Regions from separate parts of the Homo sapiens genome. Here region 2 is linked to region 1. A link is a loop called in an ENCODE intact Hi-C map of the cell type or tissue named here. Cell type or tissue: chondrocyte. All regions are shown on one strand. Each heading gives the region's core, and the rest is flanking DNA. Links, peaks and the distances in the headings are about the cores only.

Region 1 (2,910 bases), core at 187-2,686:
CATTCTTTTTCTAGGATACTATGCTGCCTCTTAAAGAATAGATATTGAATACAATATAATTAAGTTGATATTAATACCAAATGCGAACCTTTGCAAAGGGGAGATAAAGCAAGGGGAATGATTAAGATCACCAGGAAGAGTGTGAAGAGTAAGAAGAGAAGATGGCATAGGGCAGAACCCTATGGAATGTGAACATTTCTAAAGAAAATGAAGAGCTGCCACAGAGGTGGGAGGAGAACCAGCAGGGTGTAGTTCTTGGAAAGAGCTAACAGAATAAAGGGGTTCAAAAAGGAGGGAATAAGGGCCGTGTGTGGTGGCTCATGCCTGTAATCCCAATACTTTGGAAGACTGAGGCGGGTCGATTATGAGGTCAGGAGTTCGAGACCAGCCTGGCCAATATGGTGAAACCCCGTCTCTACTAAAAATATAAAAAATTAGCTGCCTGTGGTGGCGCACGCCTGTAGTCCCAACTGCTTGGGAGACTGAGGCAGGAGAATCGCTTGAACCCGGGAGACGGAGCTGGCAGTGAGCCGAGATCGCGGCACTGCACTCCAGCCTGGGCAACAGAGTGAGATTCCATCTCAAAAAAAAAAAAAAAAAAAAAAGGAATAATGAAACTAAAGTCCTGCAGAGTTGAAATACGGTAATGGCTTAAAAGTATCTATTTGTTTTAGCAACACTGTTGAGAATTCTGTCTGTAAAGGAGAGGTGAGAGAAAGACCACTAGCTTATCTGTGTTTGGTCTGTGTTTGATGAGGGGGCTTGGGGTATGGGGTTAAGAAAGGTGACTTTGGAATGTTTTAGATGAGAGAAATTTTGACAGCCTTTAAGTCCTGATAGTAAAGAGCGAGTTAGCAGAGAGCCGTTGAGGAGTCATGCAACGGAAGGGTTCATCAGAGGAGCTTGACTCTGAGTCGGCAACAGGGAATAGAGATGGAAGAGGGCTGGCTTAGATCAAAGGAGAGTAGTCGTTTATTATTATTATTATTGCAAAAAGAATAGGAGAAAGGATTGGTGAGGGGTACAAGAAAATTAGAAAATTTCATGGCGAAAGTAGAGGCAGTTCCTGTCAGATGAATTCTATTTTGTCTGTGAGGAAACGGGCGACGCTGCCTACTGAGACTAAGCAGGAGAGACGGGGCAAGCTTGGCTCTTCATTTATGCCGCCTACTCATTGCTGGTAGATTCTTTATCTAGCCTGCATCCTCTCATTTTCCTGGATCCCTATACGGCATTTGACGCTGTTTACCACAAGAGCTGTCGAACGAACGTGAAACACTCAGTGATACTCCAACCGGAACTACTACTCCCAGAATGCAGTACGGCTCCTGGGAAGTGCGGGGGGCTGGGAACGCAGCAGGCCTAGCCGTGTCGCCTGCTGCCATTGGAGGAGCGCTCCCACTCCCAAGAGGCCACGCGTAGACGGGGCGCTTCATGCGGAAGTCAGCGGCGTCCGGTCCCAGCCTCCTCTGGGAGCGGGCAGTTGGCGACCCTGCACTGACCCGCGTCCCTCCGTCCCGAGCCCGCGCGCCCTCAGAGGGTGCCCGGACAGGTAAATGGAGTGGGGTGCGCCTGCGGGAGGCGGGGAGAGAACTGCGGAGGGAGGGCGGAGGTGTCGATGGAAAGGTGCTGGGGTGGAGCGAGGAGGCAGTGCAGGGGTGACTTGGGCTTCTCTGGTGTCGACAGTTCCAGTTGTCGGGCAGGACCAGTTTTGGCGAGGTGCGTCTTATGCCACTGGAAAGGCCTCGAGTTAAAGAGTGTCAGAATGCGTCACTTAAGCTGTCATTACAGGAGGGAAAAAATGTTAACTTTCTCTCAGTTTGTATTCTACAAGACCTTTCTGTAGCATTTAAATCTCTTGAGATCGCCAGAGTCTTCTAAAAACTCTCTACGTCCTTGTTCGATGACGTCACTTTCTGCTTCACCTTCTACTTCTGGCTGTTTATGCTCCTTCGTGGGTTCCTAGCCCCTTATTCGCCCTTCCTCCACTGCTCAGTATTGACAGTCCCCTTCTTCCTCTGTTCAGGGACTGTATTTCTGCCTAGACCCGTTTCCTCAGCTTCAGACCTGTTTGGTGTTTTTATTAATGGCCAATGTTTATCAAATTCTGACTGCGTACTTTGGTAAATGCTTTACATCTCCGTCTCCCATAACTCTCACAACCAACCAACTGTCTTCATTTGGCCTCATTAATTGCTTTCAACTACCTGTATCTCCATTATCCCTCCCTTGATCCCAGAGGATACAGTCATGTTTAGGATATTAATTCCCTTTGAATACCTGTGGCTGAGAGCAGATCCATTCATACATTTAACAAATATTTATTGAACGGCTGGTATATGCTTGACACTCTTTTAAGTGCAGGGGATACAGCTGTAAACAAGACTTAGGAGGTTGCTACTCTCAGGAACTTACATGTTTGTGTCTAGAGGGGAAAACAGGAATAATCAGGATTATGTTATATATTGGTTAATGCAAAATAAAACAGGTGGTTGACTTGAAAGGATGGGATCCTATCCTAAGAAAGTCAGAGGTCAGGGCATCGTCCAGAAAGAATAGTTGTAATACCAACAGGAATAATCTTGATCTGTAACATGACTTTTCGTAAACACCTCTTCTTTTCCCCTGTCTAAGCAGTGTTTATTCTTCATTCTTCTATCTCCTCCAAGGTTATTGCATCAGAATTCATGGTTTATCTGTAGTTGGTTTATTCCTTCTAAGACCCAGAGAGAAGAGTGGGGGATTGGATTACTATTAGCTCAACTGCTTTATCTTACTTAGAAAGATAGTTTGGTTGTGAAAATATTATTCTTACCAGGTCCTTCTGAATATAAAGTTATCTACCATTTATAGTATATTTTAAAACCAAAATATGCTCAATGTTCACTCATTTATTCAACAGATATTTGA
Region 2 (2,910 bases), core at 147-2,646, 850 kb before region 1:
GATAGAAGCACTTTTTAAGGAATAGCATTCCCTGGCCCAAGGGCTTAGTTGATTGAAAATTTTATCTATTATTGCTAAATTTTAAATCAAAATATGGCCGGGCACGGTGGCTCACACCTGTAATCCCAGCACTTTGGGAGGCTGAGGCGGGCAGATCACGAGGTCAGGAGATCTAGACCATCCTAGCTAACAAGATGAAACTCCTCCTCTACTAAAAATACAAAAAATTAGCCGGGCATGGTGGCACGTGCCTGTAGTCCCAGCTACTTGGGAGGCTGAGGCAGGAGAATCGCTTGAACCCGGGAGGTGGAGCTTGCAGTGAGCCGAGATCGCGCCACTGCACTCCAGCCTGGGCAACAAGAGCGAGACTCTGTCTCAAAAATAAAATAAATAAATAAATAAATAAATAATCAAAATAGACCCCATTACCAAATTTTCATGTTTTCAAGGATTCTCTAAAACCTACAATATTATCAATTACATATTCACAAATAATTACTGAATACAATATGGTATGTGGTAAAGTACAAAGGAGTACTGTGGCCATTTGTGATAAATAGAAATCAAATTGGAAATCTTCATAGATAACGTATTTTTTCTTTTTTTTTTGGAGACGCAGTCTCACTCTGTCGCCCAGGCTGGAGTGCAGTGTCGCGATCTCGGCTCACTGCAAGCTCCGCCTCCCGGGTTCACGCCATTCTCCTGCCTCAGCCTCCCGAGTAGCTGGGACTACAGGCGGCCGCCACCATGCCCGGCTAATTTTTTGTATTTTTAGTAGAGACGGGGTTTCACCATGTTAGCCAGGATGGCCTCGATCTCCTGACCGCGTGATCCGCCCGCCTCGGCCTCCGAAACTGCTGAAATTACAGGCGTGAGCCACCGCGCCCGGCCAGATAAGGTATATTTTTATTCCTTTTATTTTTACTCAACTCCTATGGTGCCACAAAATCCTATATTAAGCAGTATAATTGAAAAGAAAAAGAAAACAATAGCACAATGATTATAAAGAAAATAGCCTGAGTTAACTTCATTTGTGTCACTCCTAAAGCAGTGGATCAGATGTCAATGTTTATTATCATTCACTAATTACATTTATGAATAATTTTTAAAAGTAAAGGAAAAGACTGGCTGTTTTAACTAACATAATAGAAACTGTTGCTGGATTTTCTGTTGAAGGTATATTTTGAAGTGAGTTTTATTAAGTATAACTCGCATGTAAAATTCAAAAGAAAAATTAAATACATAAATAAAATGTGTCTTCCTCCACTAAAAGAGTAGGACACATCGCAGAAGCCGATAAATATTTGTTCAATGTTTACATGAACAAACACGGTCACTCAGCCGTCTTTATTTTCAGTGAGTCATAGGTAAAATATTCTTCACCAGGCGAGGATTGAGTCGCAGTCGCGTCAGGAACTCGCCTCCAGGTACTGAGCGAGCGAGCCCCGACGGCCGCGGTGGGTGGAGGGGGGAAAGTGGGGGAGAGTGGGGCGGGAGTAGAGGGAGAGCGAGGGAGGGAGCCTCACCCCCGGGACGCTTTCTGCGCACGCGCATCTCGGTGCATCTGTTGGGCGGGACCGCGGGGCCTGTGACACCGCACGCTGAGCTCTGTGATGTAGCCGCTTGCGGAGACTGCAAGCAGCCGCGGCGCGCCCGGCCCTCCCTCTTCCGCTGCCGCCGTGGGAATGGAAACATCTGCCCCACGTGCCGGAAGCCAAGTGGTGGCGACAACTGCGCGCCACTCCGCGGCCTACCGCGCAGATCCTCTACGTGTGTCCTCGCGAGACAAGCTCACCGAAATGGCCGCGTCCAGTCAAGGTAAGGGCGGGCGCGCGCGCGGCCGGCGCCGCGGGGAGCCGCCTTCCTGGGCTCCGGAAGGGGAAGGGCTCCGCGCCCGCCAGTCGCGACCGAGCTCCCCGGGGAGTCCAAGCGGCGCGGGGACGGGGAGGGCGCTCGGGGATCGCCCCTGGCTCAGCCGCTCCCAGGGTCCGGCCAAGGTCACGCGCGTGTCTGGGGCCTAACCACCCTGGGGTGTCGTCTCCAGTGGAGCTCACCCAGCCTTCCGGCGCCGCCCCCGGCGCAGAAGCCCGAAGACATTCTGTCCCCGTTCTCGGAAGCGGTCTGGCTTCTTTGTCCCTTTGGACGTTCATCTCAAATGCCTCGTGGCGTCATTCTGTGTACAAGGCACCTCCCCAACTGCTTTATTGTTGGTTTTGAAAAACTAGCACATATGGGATGGTACTTAGGAATAGCCTTCTGTTTAGTCGGCATAGTCAAAGATTCCGTGTAATTCGCAGTGGAGCACGTCTTTAAGTTATGCGTCTTACCCTATTTTGAATGTTTAGGTTGTATTTAATTTAGTACTGACTCACGGGATCCCATTGCTAAACAGAGCCATCATTGAAAACTCAATCATATAAACGTAAAATTACGTAAATTATGTTAAAAACAAAGGCAGTGAAAATACTAAAAACTCATCACTTTTATTATTTACCATGTTTTATTGTTACTTTACTTTTGAGGTTATTTATACATCTATTGTATCTTTGTGGAGGAGATACTATACTATGGTGCTCTACTGTGCGTCTCTTCCCATCTCTGGGTTCAGTAGTTTCACAATTCAGTAATGTCATGCTCACGATGAATGAATACGCAATGGAAATTGGCTACACTACAAATCAGCCCTTGCCTAAAGCCGACTGTTAAGCATTTCACCAGCACGCCGCTAAATTTTAGATGACTCTGGGAAGGTGGAATGTGCAATGTGATAATTATGTATTTTCCTGCAGAGCAGACTGCTCTTATAGACTTTTATAAGAGCAGACTGCTCTTATAGACTTTTATAAGAGCAGACTGCTCTTATAGGTTGATCAGGTATTTGCACCTAGGAAATTGTTGTGAGAAATTTTG

What was found. Peaks named below come from ENCODE experiments on the same cell type or tissue, not always from the same donor. Only the 100,000 strongest peaks of a DNase experiment are listed, where the experiment ranks them.
Region 2: it touches region 1 in a loop (8-fold over the local background); 3 of 110 quality-filtered maps call a loop at or near these places.

The regions. Positions count from the first base shown.
Region 1 is chrX:155,879,897-155,882,806 of GRCh38, forward strand. It overlaps VAMP7 (vesicle associated membrane protein 7), which reads left to right and starts at 1,449. Exons shown (of 8, transcript NM_005638.6): 1 at 1,449-1,552. In chondrocyte, for the core only: no CTCF peak of the experiment used is centred there; a DNase peak (open chromatin) is centred at 1,435.
Region 2 is chrX:155,025,254-155,028,163 of GRCh38, forward strand. It overlaps FUNDC2 (FUN14 domain containing 2), which reads left to right and starts at 1,591. Exons shown (of 5, transcript NM_023934.4): 1 at 1,591-1,818. The coding sequence starts at 1,686. RefSeq lists silencers at 1,412-1,501, 1,772-2,091 and an enhancer at 2,269-2,910. In chondrocyte, for the core only: no CTCF peak of the experiment used is centred there; DNase peaks (open chromatin) are centred at 1,628 and 1,988.